Linked DNA regions of Mus musculus: region 2 is linked to region 1. Evidence: chromatin loops called from intact Hi-C (ENCODE). Cell type or tissue: left cerebral cortex. All regions are shown on one strand.

The links. Peaks named below come from ENCODE experiments on the same cell type or tissue, not always from the same donor. Only the 100,000 strongest peaks of a DNase experiment are listed, where the experiment ranks them.
Region 2: a loop joins it to region 1, with 2.3 times the contacts of the local background. A loop is called at or near these places in 4 of 42 quality-filtered maps.

The regions. Positions count from the first base shown.
Region 1 is chr1:63,060,366-63,068,365 of GRCm38, reverse strand. It overlaps Ino80d (INO80 complex subunit D), which reads left to right. Exons shown (of 12, transcript NM_001114609.1): 8 at 73-182; 9 at 2,529-2,662; 10 at 6,113-6,330; 11 at 7,169-7,326. Among named protein-coding and RNA genes, the nearest start is that of Ino80d, 50 kb to the left of the region's middle. In left cerebral cortex, no CTCF peak of the experiment used is centred here; DNase peaks (open chromatin) are centred at 2,586 and 4,921.
Region 2 is chr1:63,156,340-63,164,339 of GRCm38, reverse strand. It overlaps Ndufs1 (NADH:ubiquinone oxidoreductase core subunit S1), which reads left to right. Exons shown (of 19, transcript NM_145518.2): 8 at 488-673; 9 at 3,326-3,460; 10 at 4,476-4,590; 11 at 7,063-7,208. Ino80dos (INO80 complex subunit D, opposite strand) reads right to left here. Exons shown (of 4, transcript NR_045915.1): 4 at 6,045-7,382. Among named protein-coding and RNA genes, the nearest start is that of Ndufs1, 16 kb to the left of the region's middle. In left cerebral cortex, a CTCF peak has its summit at 3,731 (motif pointing right); no DNase peak of the experiment used is centred here.

The sequences.
Region 1 (8,000 bases):
ATCAACATTAAAAAAAAATTACCCTGAATTGTTAGAGCATTTAAAATGAATTTTGTATTTTTCTGTCCCTAGCCTTCGCCAGACCAAGTTGAAGGAGGTGGAGCCAGCAGCATGTAGTGGAACAGTGAAGGGCGAACAGTGCACAAAGCAGGCCCTTCCCTTCACCAGACACTGTTTCCAGCGTATCCTTTTCACGGCAATAAGCAGCCATTGAAGGTACTAAGCCCTTGGGGGACACGTGCTGTTTTTGTTGTTTTGTTTTGTTTTGTTTTTTCAAGACAGAAGATTTCACTGTCAATCTTAGACAGGCTGGCCTAGAACTCTCAAGAGATCCACCTACTTCTGTCCTACAACACTGCCACCAGACTGGGAGTAGAACAGAGTCTTCTGCACGCTAGGCAAATGCTCTCCCACAGTACATCATTGTAAAATCTAATGGGTGCTCCCTGCCTTGATTCTTTTTGAAGTAGAACTTCACCATAGAGTTGAGGTTGGTCTCAAACTCATGATTCTCCTGCCTCAGTGTCCTCACTGTTGAGATTCCTGGTGTACACCACCACCATGTCTGGCCATAAAACTTGTAAACTAAAAGCTATTTCATGTTCAGAATAATGTTTTTTTTTTCAAGATTTACTTATTATATGTAAGTACACTGTAGCTGTCTTCAGATGCACCAGAAGAGGGCATCAGATCTCATTACAGATGGTTGTAAGCCACCATGTGATTGCTGGGATTTGAACTCAGGATCTCTGGAAGAGCAGCCAGTGCTCTTAACCCCTGAGCCATCTCTTCAGCCCTCAGAATAATTTTTATATAATTTCTAATTTCATAGAGTCCTGAATCAGCTCCTGATTATGTCATTGTATATTTTATTTCATTACACTGAATTTGGAAAGGAGAGACTCTGAGCACATCAACTGTGTTATTTTGCTGTCTCACAAGTGGAGAAGGGACAGGCATCTCATTCTAGCTGAGGATCTGTGCCAGAGTGAGAGGTTGGACTTCTATGCAGAGCTGATTTGCAATCTTCATTTTGTATTTATTTGTTTGAGATATAGTAAAATAGGCTATAACCTCACCATGTCACTATGTAACCCTAGCTGTCCTGAAACTTGATTAACCTTCCCAGTTATTGGAATTACAAGTCTGTAACAGTGAATCAGGATGAATGTGTTCCTCTTTCCTTCCTTCCTCCTTTCTTTCCTAGAGACAGGGTCTCCTCATGCCTCCCAGATTGGCTTCCCACTCTGAGGCTCGGTGACCTCCAGATCCTCTCACAGCCGGCTCCTACACTTGCATCTCTGCCCTCCTTCCTGTCCTTCACATTGAGTCTTCCCAGGCAGTTTAGTTTATTTATATATAACCAATCTAAACCAGAAGGGAAACCCACATAGACTTTCTAAATAGGATATAAATCTGTGTGTGTGTGGAGTGGGAGGGGGGGGACAGGGGTGGTACTGGAAATTGAATGGAAGGTCTCATGCTGCGTTCAGGCTTGCTGACAAGCCCTGCCCTCAGCCCAGAGGTCAAACATGGAATGGTTCAGCAGCTAAAAGATGAACCTTTCTTTGTCTTCTTTTTTTTCCCCAAAAATATTTATTTATTTATTTACTATATGTAAGTACACTGTAGCTGTCTTCAGACACCCCAGAAGAGGAAGGTTGTGAGCCACCATGTGGTTGCTGGGATTTGAACCCGGGACCTTCAGAAGAGCAGTCAGTGCTCTTAACCTCTGAGCCATCTCTCCAGCCCTTTCTTTGTCTTCTTATTTATTTATTTTTTTTGATTGGTCTTTTAAGGTGGTCTTACTCTATAGTCATGAGTTTAAGGCTAGCTTAGGCCATATATATAGCAAGACTCTATCTAAAAAACAACAAAACAAAAGGCCCCAGACATTTCAATTTTCAATAAGACTTTCAAGTTAATTTTTGTCATTAATTTGTGAGTTTTATTTTGATTCTGTAAATGAAAATTTCAACCTTGGACAGGTGGGTTTTTTATTGAAATTTTCATTCTCCTTGGTGAGTAGTCTAAGGGAAAGTTTTCTTTTTAAATGCTAATTTTAGGAGCTGGAGAGGTGGCTCATCAATTAAGAGCACTTGTTCCTGCTATTCAGAAGGACCCGATTTCCATTCCCAGAACTCCCATGGTAGCTTACAGTCATCCATTCCAGTGCGGTTGATACTTGGTGTACTTGTAAGCATTCAGGCCAACACTCAGACACAGAGAAATCAAATACCTAAAAGGAAAGAGTCAGCTCTGATTTTTGGAACAGTCTTTTTAGTAGGGATTTCAGGAAGGTGTTAACAAGAAAATGATATTGCTCACAGAAGTTGATTCCGAGTGGCCATAAAGGAGATTTGCCTGAGAGCCTGTTAGCTAAATAGACTCCATCAGATTTTCCCCCTGTTGAGTTGGTATAGGCAGTGCAGCTTTTGCTTGTAAACCACAAGGAGAGTAACATATTTTATTCAGACACAAAGAGTTAAACGATTTGAGTGTGTTTTCTTCCTGACTGCAAACCCCAGACATCCTCCTGAACCGCTCTCAGCAGCTCTTCTCCAGCTGCACTGCCAAGTTTGCAGACGGACAGCAGTGCTCTGTGCCAGTGTTTGACATTACACACCAGACGCCCCTGTGTGAAGAACATGCCAAAAAGATGGTAAGTTTAGCATTTGCGCCCTGCAGTTGGGGCTTTCAAACTGTTGGTGACTATTTCTGCTAGGAAGTAAGACACTAATGAAGTTCTGGACAAACAGTGCTTTCAGTACTGGAAACACTATGTTGTGTTGCCTTTGCCTAAAACATTTCAAAATGTTGTATTGATCCCTGAATTTGAGGCCCTTTTCATAACAAAACCAAACCCCCAGTGTTTCAAAGAGTACTTAGTACAGTTTGAATATTTCTAATCCAGAAACCTCAAATCTGTGAGGTTCTAAGATGGCATGACACTCAAAAAGTACATGTTTTGGAGCCTTCCAGATTCTGATTTTTAGATCTCTGGGATAAGGATTTTCATATGCAAATTATATCCAAATAATGAAAACCCTCAAAACACTGATGGTCAGTGATTCAGATGAGAAGTTCCAAACTGGGGGTGGGGGTGGGGCTGGGGGTGGGGGGGATGGAGAGCCAGGCAATGGTGGCGCACACCTTTAATCCCAGCACTTGGGAGGCAGAGGCAGGTGGATTTCTGAGTTTGAGGCCAGCCTGGTCTACAGAGTGAGTTCCAGGACAGCCAGGGCTACAACAAAACAAAACAAAACAAAACAAAACAAAACAAAACAAAACAAAACAGAGAAGTACCAAACCTGTTATTACTTAGATAAGATGCTTTTTAAAAATCATCCATCCGTATTCTTTATGTCTCATTCATAAATACACAGTAGTACAAATGTATTTTCTAATACATAGCAGGTTTTATGAACTCCATCTTTGCCTTCAGTTTTGTTTTTTTTATATGCAGTTCTGGGAATGATCTGGATATTTAATAAAGTTTAGGCAAAATACCAAGCCTTTCTATAATTTTGTTGAACTTAATTATTGCTTTTGTTAATGTTGGTCTTGTGAACCCTAATTAATTTAGAATAATTTGGAGGAGAGACACATTTGAATTAGTCAAATATTTGAGTTACGTAATTATTTAAAATGGGGTTGATTTGGGGTGAAGCTGTAGCTTAGCAGTAGAGTATTTGTCTGTCATGAATGGGTTCTGGATTTGATGCCAGCATGGAAAACAAGCCCCTCAGACCTGAGCTATGTTTTCATTTATCAAGCAGTTGTCACAAAATATTGTGCTGTGTGCCTTCTGGACCACAAGGCCAAGGAAGGCAAGTCATACAGTGTTCTCTGAGCATGGTGTAGTTTTAGCATGCCTTGGTATCATGGACCAGGCAACTGGTTTGCAGCTCTGGCTTTGCCATTAGCTAAGGGTACTGTTAGGCAGAGAGGCCGACTTTCTGGTCTGTTCCCTTGTTAACACTCTGGCCTTACTAAGAACTTTTTTGGTTAGTTCGTTTTTAGGATCATGTTTTGAAAAATGTGAATACTGTCTTAGTTAGGGTTTTACTGCTGTAACCAAGGCAACTCTTATAACATTTATTTGGGACTGGCTTACAGGTTCAGAGGTTCAGTCCATTATCACCAAGGTGGGAACATGGCAGCGTCCAGACAGGCATGGTGTAGGAGAAGCTGAGAGTTCTACATCTTCATCTGAAGGCTGCTAGCAGGATACTGGCTTCCAGGCAGCTAGAAGTAGGGTCTTAAAGCCCACACCCACAGTGACACACTTACTCCAACAAAGCCACACCTCCCAACAGTGCCACTCCCTGGGCCAAGCAAACCATCACAAATACTAAACTTCATATAGAAATGTTGGATTTATTTTCCTTCTAGATTTTTAAGACTAGAGGTTCTCTGTGTAACCCTGGCTGACCTAGAACTTGATCTGTAGATTAGTTGGCCTCAGACTCACAGAGATTCTCCCTCTTCTGCCTCCCAAGTACTTACTTTTCTATTTAATTAAAATACATTTAAAATGAGGGCATTTTTCTTACTTTATTCAGGTTTTATATGAATGCAGAATAATTTTCTGGGTTTTGTTGTTCCTGTTTTGAGGCAGGGTTTCACCCTAGCTCAAGCTGGCCTAGAACTCATAAATGATGTGCCTTAGCTATCCCTGAGTGTTAAGATTACAGGTGTGAGAGCCACCACACCCAGCTTTCTATATGCTTTTGTGTATGCATATACCTGTTCATGTGTATGTGCTCTTGCATGTGTAGATGCCAGATTTATGTTGGCTGTCTTTCTCAGTTCTTCTCACCCTTAGTTTTTGAGACAGCTTCTCTTGCTGAACCTGGAACTCACTGATTAGCTTAACTGACTGCTCAGCCAAGTCGAGAGATATGCAAGTCTCTGCCTTCCCAACGTATCGCCTTGGCATCCACCCGTTCATCCCTCTATAGGTAGCAGGCTGGCTCATCTCTTAACACGTTTGTCATGTTTCCTCCTTAAAAGTGACTTCTCCAGATGGAAAGAAAAAGAAGGAAAAGTCTCACTGCCTATTAAAGTTTAAAATCAGCATATTCAGAATCGTGTATTAGAGCTCCTCTACCAGTTAACTTGTCAGTTTGTCCTTGTTTCTTTTGGCCTACGATGACCTTATCTGTCCATGCCTTTAAAATCTGTTACTCATTTCTGAGTGTTGTATTTATGTCTCATTTGTGTGTTGGCTTTGCTGGAGATCAACCCTAGACTTGCACATACTAGGTGCTGTTCCACCATTGCAGTATATCTGGGGTTGGGTGGGGGGAGAGTGGCCAAAGGGAGAGATTAATATGAATTGTGAATTAAGTTAAAAGTTTTGTTTATTTATTATATATAGTTTTAGGCATTATATATAGTATTAAGAGAATATTTTTGATAGTTAAGTTTTTCCCAGATAATCTTAGGGTTTTTAGATAATTATTTAACTTTATATTATGTGTATGAGTGTTTCTCACACTTACCTATAGGGACTACGTGAATGTTTTGTGCCTGTGAATGTTAGGAGAGGGTGTCAGTTCCCTTGGATTGGAGTTACAGACAGGTGTGAACTGCCATGTGGGTGCTGGGAACGGGACCCTGATCCTCCGAAGAGCAGCCTGTGCTCTTAACCACCAAGACTTATTATCTTTAGCCCTAGATACATTTATTTTGACTGGTATACAAAAATTATCATTAGAATGATGTGATGTTTCCATCTTATACAATATTTAAATTGGGTGAAACATATCTTTCAAATACTTAACTCTCTCCTTTTTTTTTTGAGGCAGGGTCTTGTATAGCCCAGGTTGCCTGTCCTGTTGCTGCCTTCTGGTTCATGGCCTAGATTACTGGTGTGTACCACCACACCTGGTTTTGTGTGGTACTGGCTCCAGCTCAGGGCCCTGCACATGCTGGGCAGGCAGTATACTGCAGCCCCAACTCCTCATTGCTTTGTAGTAAAACTTTAAGCTTTCTTCTGGTCTTGAAGTATGTAGAGGATGGCCATCCACCAGTCACCTGGCTGCGCACTAACATACCAGGAGTCTGGGTGGAGAAGGTTCTTAAAAGTGTTCTATTCATTTCAAAGGATAATTTCCTGAGAGGAGATAACTCCCGTAAAGTTCAGCACCAGCAACAGAGGAAACCTAGGAAAAAAACGAAGCCCCCTGCACTTACCAAAAAACACAAGAAGAAGAGACGGCGTGGACCTCGTCGGCCCCAGAAGCCCATCCCCCCTGCAGTGCCCCAAGGGAACCTCAGCATGCCCACCAGCGTCTCACTGCCAGTGGAGGCCTCACAGATGCGGTGAGTGGTGGCAGCCGTGGGGCTGCATGGTCTGCTCTCACAGCAGCTGCCCTCTGTGCTCCTGATGCTACTAACCCACCACAGCCCCTGAGCATCTCAGCTTAAAACCCTTTGAACAGTGGCATGTACAGATTTTACCAGTGTCTGACTAAGTTTTTGTTAACATTTATCAATGTCAGTTTCTTATTATAGCAAAGAAAATAGATGCTGAAATTGATAATTTAACTTTATTCACTCAGGTTCTTCTGTTTTAACTAAAATTACACATGTTAAAATAGAAGTATTTAATTAGAAATATGAGTTTTTTAAATTTTGGCAGACAAACATTTTGATTGAATGAATTTCAGTTAATTCTTGTCCATTTATTTCATTTTTAAAGTTATTATTTTGATCAGATTTGAAATTTTACTAAAACATAGATATACTCAATAGTGATTCATTTTACTAATTTGCAGTGGAAGTATACTCTAGTAATGATGGTCTAAATTATGGGTAAAGGCCGTAGGAATTCATGCCTACAGAGAGTGAGGCGTGTCTTTCTGCAATGCCCTGTCTTCAAATTTCCTTCTCATAAAGTGAAGGAAAAAATTTTTGAGACCTGTATATTCCCAGACATCCTCACCTCACTGTGCAGCTGAAGGTGAGCTCAACTTCTGACTCTCTAGCCTTCTGTACCCAAGTGTGGGGTCATGGGCACGTGCCACTACCAGCTTGGAAGGAGTTGCCATCTCCTGTTTGTACTGAATGCTTAGAGCATCTAAGGGGCGTTGGCTGATCCCTGAGGGAGGTGCACTGCGTGTGGGTGTCTGGGGACTAGCCGCCCTGTCTCCCTCCGCAGAAGCCCATCCACGCCCGAGCTGAGTGCTGATGAGTTGCCGGATGACATTGCCAACGAGATCACCGACATCCCGCACGACCTGGAACTGAACCAGGAGGACTTTGCTGATGTCCTGCCTCGGCTGCCGGATGATCTACAAGACTTTGATTTTTTTGAAGGTATGGTCAGTGTTTTACTTAGGAACTGATCTAGACATGGTTCATGAGAAGAGAAGTGAGTTTTATTTTTGGGTTTTTAAGACAGACTCTTTCCACATAATTGAGGCTGTGAACTCCCAATTCTTCTGTTACAGCTCTGGCATACTGGAATTATGCCCAGTGTCACTGAAACCATCCTAGAGATAATAGTAATGATAATAATTATTATTGCTGTGTGTGACCTGTGTGCGATTGTGCACAAGCATGCGTGAATGTGGAGGGTAGGGGACAGTACTCTCCTCCCGTCCTTACATGGGCTCCAGGCTCAGACTGTTAGGCCCGTGTGGCATGTACCTTCACCCACTAGCCCATCTTACTGGCCATTTCACTATTATTATTTTTTTAATACAATAGCCTTTTGCAGCATATCTGAAATGTTTTCCCTGATATAACATTCCTGTCACTATAAATAGAAGAAACAAACATCCCTCAAGCTGTTTTCCTTTCAGAAATTGGGCAGTATGGAATTTAGTTACTCATACTAGATACTTAGTGTACTGATACTTTAATAGCTATAGAATTTTGTTCCATTAAAATGAGTAATTTTCCTTAATGTTTTGACAGTGCTATTTAATATATTTTTTATTTGTAAAGAAAAGTTTATTAGAGTCTTTTTACAGCTTGACCTGTCTTTG
Region 2 (8,000 bases), 96 kb before region 1:
ATGTTAAATAGGCACCTCAGTTATCCATCTGCCCTGGGTTTGAAACCTATCAGTGCTGACTTAACATTCATATAGTTTCTTCGAATAACAACACTGGAAATGATAGTCATTATTAATGGGGAAAAGTTAGGTTTTGTTTGCTTGGGTTTGGTGTTTTTTGGTTTGTTTGTTTGTTCCATATGTTCTGATAACATGATTTCTACTTGCTTTCAGTTAATGCCAATTTCAGTTGAATTTAAAACTTAGTCTGGTATTAATTGTGTGATAATTTACTGAATTGTATACTTGTGATTTGTACAATTTTCCGTTTGTGTGTTACACTTCAGTTTCAGAGAAAAATTCACTTTTATTTGCTGACTATATTTATCATTGAAAATATACTAATTCCTTTTTAATGTTTTGAAAGTCATTGACTTTGTGATTATGAAAAGGAAAAGAAATACTTTTTGCTGAGCTCATCCATTTGATAACAAATTTTATTTTTTAGGTTTGCAAGTGAGATTGCAGGAGTAGATGATTTGGGAACAACAGGAAGAGGAAATGACATGCAAGTTGGCACATACATTGAAAAAATGTTTATGTCTGAACTGTCTGGGAATGTCATTGATATCTGCCCTGTAGGGGCCCTAACCTCTAAGCCTTATGCCTTTACTGCCCGGCCTTGGGAAACAAGGTATTTATCTTTGTGGTTTTGACCAACTTGTTTTTAAAAGATGTTATTTTGTGTGTGTGTGACAGGTGTGGTGCAGGTGCCCCTGGATGTATACAGGTATATTTGGAGGCCGGAAAACCACCTTAGTGGCATCCCCTGGAACACTTCTACTTTCTTTGAGGCTCAGTCTCTTATTGGTCTGTAACTTACCAATTAAAAAAGACTGGCTGGCTTTTGATCCTTTGCTTCTCCAGCACTGGGAGTGCAAGCATTTTTACATCTTGATGAGGCTAGAACTCAGGTTCTTGTACTTATTAGGCCAGGGCTTTACAGACTGAGCCATGCACCCTTCCCTGATTATTTGTTTTAATTGTTACTTGGTGTGTGCCTGTGGTTGTGTGTTCATGCACAGCTGGGTGGTACACGCCAGTGTGCACATGTGAAGAACAACTGTAGGGACTCGGTTTTTACCTTTTACCTTGTTAAGGCAGGGCTCTGATTTCTTCATTATGTGTATGTGCCAAACTGGCCAGCCCACAAGCTCTTGGCCTGTCTCATTCTGCCTGCCATCACACTGTAGTCGTGCTGGGATTAGAAATTTGCACTTCATCTGGTTCTTGATAGGACTTTCAGAGATCAATCTTAGGTCATCAGCCTTGCTCAGCAAGGGCTTTTCCCCTCTAAGCCACCCTCCTGGCCCTGTTTTTACATTTTAGTTCACTTCTTTTTTTTTTTTAATAAAATTTCTGGGTCATTTTCTTCCTAAATTTTAGTTGGTTTTATCTACATTTTTATGTTTGCATTGTGTGTATGTGTGTGTGTGTGTATGTGTTAGAGGAGGGTTGTGTGTTTGGAGGCCAGATATGTGTTAGGTGGCTTTAATTTCTTTTCACCTTATTTTTTTGAGACAGAGTCTCTTATGGAACCTGGAACTCACTGATTTGGGTAGCCAGGGAGCCCTAGTGATCCCCCAGTCCCCGACTCTGTGATGCTAAGGTTGCAGGCATCACTGACACACTCAGCTCTTACTAGATTCTGGGTACCAGGTCCTTATGCTCGTGTAGTCTGTATGTACTGACTGAATGATTTGACCCAGCCCCATAAAATGTTTTAATGGAAAATAACTACTTAAGTTGAAAGGTAGGACAAGCCTCAGCAAATTATATTCTTTCTAAGATTTTAAGTATGTGCATATGTACTTGAGTAGTCTTTAGTCTTTAATGAGGAGAGAGAGAGGAGCAGCATCAAGACAAACCATAACAGATTTTTTGTTTTCTTGAGGCAGTGTCTTGGAACTTGGACACTGTGGACCAGGGTGGCCTTGAACTTACAGAAATCCGTCTGCCTCTGCCTCCCAAGTGTTGGGATTACATTGTGTGCCACTCATACTCAACATTACGGATTTTTAGAGTAGTCAGGTGTGTTTATGCAAGCACCGGATGTTGACATCAGATGTCTTCCTAACTCTCCCTTCATTCAGTGACTCAGGCTACATTCCTGCTGAGCCTGAAGCTTGCCAATTGCTATCTCCAACTCTGACCAGCCAGAGTAGGTCCCCTTACCTAACCCTGCATACTCCACTCTCCGCCCCTTTCTTGCCTCTAGAGTGCTAGACTGCCATGTACTCCTGACTTTTACTTGGGTGCTCAGAATCTGAATTCTGGTCTTCATGCATACATAGCTAGCACTTATCTCCTAAACCATCTCCCCAGCCCCGCAAAACAGTTGTTTTTGGATTTATTTTATATGTGTGTGTGTGTGTGTGTGTGTGTGTGTGTGTGTGTGTATACACATATATATGTATATACACATACACATATATGTATATACACATGTATATATGTATGTGTGTGTATCTATCTATTTGTCTGTCTGTCTGTCTATCTATATCTATATGAATCTAAGTTATGTATGAGCCCTATGTGTATGCAGGTGCTTGAAGAAGCCAGAAGACGGCATTGAATCCTTTGAAATTAGAGTTGGATAGTGATAAGCCGCCACGTGGGTGCTGGGAACCAAACTCAGGTTCCCTGTAGGAGTAACAAGTGTTTTCAACTGTTGAACCATCTCTCCTGCCTTACAGAGTAGTTTTTAATGCATTAAAGCTTCTTTTTTTTTTTTTTTTTTTTTTTCAGAGCTAAGGACTGAACCCAGGGCCTTTCGCTTGCTAGGCAAGCATTCTACCACTGAGCTAAATCCCCAACCCCACATTAAAGCTTCTTATGTTTTGATGTATAAGTGATAAAATGTTATTTGGGAGGATTTTGATTTTTGTTGATTTTTGTCGGGTTTTGTTTCTGCTTTCTGGAATGGTTGATTCATTGGTATCTGACTGCCAGCAGCCAAGGACTAATTAATTGTATGCCCTTCTAATTGGCCTATCAAATAATGTGATTAAAATATGGAGGTGCTTATTTCTATTGCTGTTCTGAGTTCCGCTAGTTTTAGAAATGTAGAAGGCAAGGTGGATCTGGTAGTAATCCCAACACGAGGGATGCAGGTGCTGGAGGACATGTTCAAGGTCACTTGTTATCTAGAGGGTTTGAGGCCAACATGGCCTTATGAGACTTGCCTCAAAATACCAAAAAAGGAAACCTGATATGGAAGTAACTAGCTAACAGAAACTCTTCTTACTCTCAGAATCAGCATACTAAATTGTGTTTATTTTCTCAGAAAGACAGAGTCCATTGATGTAATGGATGCAGTGGGAAGTAACATTGTGGTTAGCACAAGAACTGGAGAGGTAATGAGGATTTTGCCAAGAATGCATGAAGATATTAATGAAGAATGGATCTCTGATAAAACCAGGTGTTGTCTTTAATTTTTTGCGATTGATTTAAAAATCTATGATCTTTTTTGAGATTTATTTTATGTATATGAATGTTTTGCTTTTATGGATAATCTGTGTGTCCCATGGTGTTATGGATGGTTTGTGAGTCGACATGTAGGTGCTAGGAATTGCACTTGTGTCCTCTGCAAGAACAAGTGCTCTTAACTACTGAGCCATCTCTCCAGCCCTCATGGTCATTTTTAATGGACATTTTTTTAAAGATTTATTTATTTATTATATGTAAGTACACTGTAGCTGTCCTCAAACACTCCAGAAGAGGGCGTCAGATCTCATTATGGGTGGTTGTGAGCCACCATATGGTTGCTGGGATCTGAACTCACAACCTTCGGAGGAGCAGTCAGTGCTCTTAATCGCTGAGCCATTTCTCCAGCCCCTTTAATGGGCATTTTTATGTTGCAAAATGATATACATTTTTGAAAAATTTGAGTTTTTATAAAGAGAATGAGAAGAAAATCAACTTGAGTAGTTACAAATGCTGGGCATAGTGGCACAAGCTTATGATCTAAGCTACTTGAGGCCAAAACAGGAGGATGTGAAATATATGGACAACCTGGAAGATGTACCTTGTCTCAGAATGCAAATGCAAAAGGGCTGGACATGGAGCTGAACTGTAGAGCATTTGCCTAATGTAGTCCAGATCCTGGCTTTGATCTCCAGTACTTGGGAAAACAAGGGAAGATTTGTTTTTAAGACTACATCTTCCTGTGTAGCCCTGGCTGTCCTGGAGCTCACTCTGTAGACTAGGTTAGCCTTAAATTCAGAAATCCTACTGCCTCTGCCTCCTGAGTACGGGAATTAAAGGTATATGATAAGGCAGATATATCTGCTGCCACCATCCCTGTGTTAGGTATTTATTATTTTGACACTTTAAGAAATCTTCTATTTAAATAACATTTGTTACAGTTTTTAAACTTGAAAATTATAGTTGCTCCTTAGCAATTTTCTATATTTTGTATGATTTCTTTTGTCTAGGTTTGCTTATGATGGACTAAAACGTCAAAGACTTACTGAACCAATGGTCAGAAACGAAAAAGGGCTTTTAACTTATACCTCCTGGGAAGATGCACTCTCTCGTGTAGCTGGAATGGTAAAAAATTGAAATGTAGATTAAACAGTGTGTAGCTTTCACGAAACAGCTTTGCCATGAAGATAAGGCGAATCTTTCTCTTTTGTTTGTTTGTTTCCTTCCTTCCTTTCTTCCTTCCTTCCTTCCTTCCTTCCTTCCTTCCTTTTTATTTGTTTTAGACAGGGGTTTTATTGTATAGCTGTGGCTGACCTGGAACTCCCCATGTAAACCAGGCTAGCCTTAAACTCACAGAGATTTGCCTGCCTCTGCCACTGAGTGCTGAGATTAAAGTCATATGCCACTACACCCATTCTTTTCTCCTGTTTTGGCAAGATTATAATTTGTCGCTATTTGACATTTTTAAAATTTATTTATGTACATGAGTGCTTTATTTGCAGGTATGCCTGCATGACAAGAGAGCATCAGATTCCATTATAGTTGGTTGTGAACCACATGTGGTTGCTGGGAATTGAACTCAGGACCACAATGCTCTTAACTGCTGAGCCAACAAATCTCCAGCCCTCTATTTGATATTTTTGAGAGCCATATCTCAGATATGCTAGATACATTCTAGAATTTAACCCATAGATTACTGATTCATGATCTCTGCCTTTCATCTTGTTATGCTAGAGAGAGAGGCATAATCATTGTTCTGTCAGGGCTGATATGAGAGAAAACACATAAGGGATGTGGGACACCTAACCAAAATTATGGTATCAGGATGCGTTCCTAAAGACAGTGATTCTGGAGCAAAGCCTAAGAGCTTGCCAGAGCAAAGGTGGGGGGGGGGGGCAGGGTGTAACTCACTTGTGTTGAGTGTGCTTAGCATGTGCAAAGCCCTGGGTTTAATTACCAGTAGCCAATAAAAGGGAAAAGAATAGAAAAAAGATGAAAGATACTGTAGACAAAAAGCAAAAGCCTAGAGGGAATGGGAGATACTTTAGAAGAGATTGAATTTAAGGTAAACTGTAACTCCATGATTCTCATTCTCCAGAGGTCCTAACGAAGCTGCTTTGTTCCTAAAGTAAAATACACAGCTTCAGGCCAAGCTGGAGTCACTCTCCTGGGCCCCACACATCACTGCTGCATCTCCTGTCTAGGCTGCGTGAGCACTGTTACGCTCTGTAGTCAGATGTGCTTTACTTCTTGTCTGCTTTGCATATTGTTCCATATGTTTTATTGATAAAGTGCATAGTTATTCTTTTATTTTTAAAAGATTTATTTATTATTATTCATAAGTACACTGTAGCTGTCTTCAGACGTACCAGAAGAGGGCATCAGATCTCATTACAGGTGGTTGTGAGCCGCCACGTGGTTGCTGGGATTTGAACTCAAGACCTTTGGAAGAGCAGTCATTGCTCTTAGCCACTGAGCCATCTCTCCAGCCCCATAGTTATTCTTAAAGTATAGGAAAACTTGTGAATGTGAGTAGTTTGGCTTTAAGAGTTTGTCAAGGAAAAGCATATAAAGCTCATAGTCTGCTAGGAATCAGTTTATTAGAAAGAAATATAAGTGGTTCATTGCATTCAGACCCAAAATACATTAAATTCCTTGACTGTATGAGTATTTTGAGAACTCGGAAGTTATTTCAATAATCAAATGTTAGTTAATTTAATTCACCAGAAAAAGAAAAGGTTAAATGTTTTTTATTTGCTAGCTAATATTTTTTGACAACAATGTCTTTTTAAATACATGTTTTATATATATATATATATTTTCATTTTATAGTTGAAATAGAACTGTATCACTTATCTGGCTTCTCTCTCCAGGCCCTCCTAGTGACCTATCCCTGAATCCCTCTCATTCCCCTTCTATTCTCAAGTTGATAGCCTCTGTCTTTTTTTTTAATTGAAAAAACTTTTTTATTTTTTATATTTATATTATATATATATATAGTAAATATATAAATTTATGTACATGCACAAATAGACTCTACATTTTTATTGTTTGTGTATATATGATTTCAAGGCTGACTGACTGCTCTGTACTGGACAACCTATATGGGGGTTCATTCCTGAGAGAAGCTAATTCTTTTTCTCCCAGCAGTCAGTTGCTTGCAGTTCTTTGTCTAGAGGTGAGACCTGTGGAATTTTCTCCCTTCCATGTTAAAATTCCTGTTGGTATTGGTATTCGGATCTTGTTTATGCAGCCTTTCTAGGAGACACTGCTTTACAGCAGACTTCTGGTACGCTGGCTCTTAGACTCTTTATTTTCTGGTTCCTTGAGCAATAGCTGCAAGAGCCATGGTGTAGATGTGTCTGTTGTGGCTGGGGTCCCCACAATTTGTTGATTTCTGCATTGTTTCCAGTGTGGTTTTCCTCTGCATTTGCTGTAAAAAGCTTCTTTAATGTGCAGTGGTAGCTACACTAATTCAGGAGAGACGGCTGTGCCTCCTGCTACTCTGGATGCTTGAAAATGACTTGGTTTATTTCCTGAACAGTCATGGTCTTTGCTGACTGTAGGTTTCTTAGAGATGCCCTTTTCTGTTTCCAGTTACAGAATTTTGAAGGCAATGCTGTGGCAGCGATTGCAGGAGGCTTGGTGGATGCTGAAGCCTTAGTAGCTCTGAAAGACTTGCTTAATAAAGTTGACTCTGACAACTTATGCACTGAAGAGATCTTCCCCACTGAAGGAGCTGGGTGAGAAGCAGTAAGCTGTGCTCCAGGCTGCTGTTTGGGATTTCATTTTGATTTTTGAGTTTCTTGTAGCCCAGGCTGGCCTTGAACTCTGTGTAGCAGAAGAACTTTCTGTCTTTACCTCCTAAGTACTTGGATTGAAGATGAGTGTTACAACTGTTCTCAGCTATCGTTTTCCTTTTTTAAAAAAAAAAAAGCAGCCACATCTGTAATGTCACTGTTCAATCTTTGACACACTGGGTTCTCTAACATACCAGTACACTTTCACATCTAAGTCAAACCAGACAGCATGAACGTAGAAAGATCCTGTCTGAGCAAAGGTAGCTTAGAGGGGTGGGAAGGAAGCTCCGAGGGCAATGAGAGGTGAACGTGATCAGATTACACATGTATGAAAGTGGAATTCTCACCCATCATGTGTAGTTAACACAGGCTAATAAACGAAATCAACAGCTAAATCTTACAGAAGAATGTAGTCCTTAATACATGTTGTAAGTTTAGTTTCATTTGGACACACCTGCCTGGCATCACGGTGTGTGTGGTAGTCTCAACCATGTGGTAGCTGAGAGGACGGCTGCTCAAGTTCAAGGCCAACTTGGGCTGTAAACAGGACAGCAGTTGGACACACTTTATGAAAACCTGTGTGTGAGAGTGCACTGGGATTTATGATCCGAGACGAGTCTGTGGACTCGTGCATGTATTAGCTTTATGTGTGTGTTATAGCATGTGTTAGGTTTACTTGCAGGGTCTTATGTGGTTACTGTTTGTTTTTCTTCTTAAACTTGAGTTATATTTTAT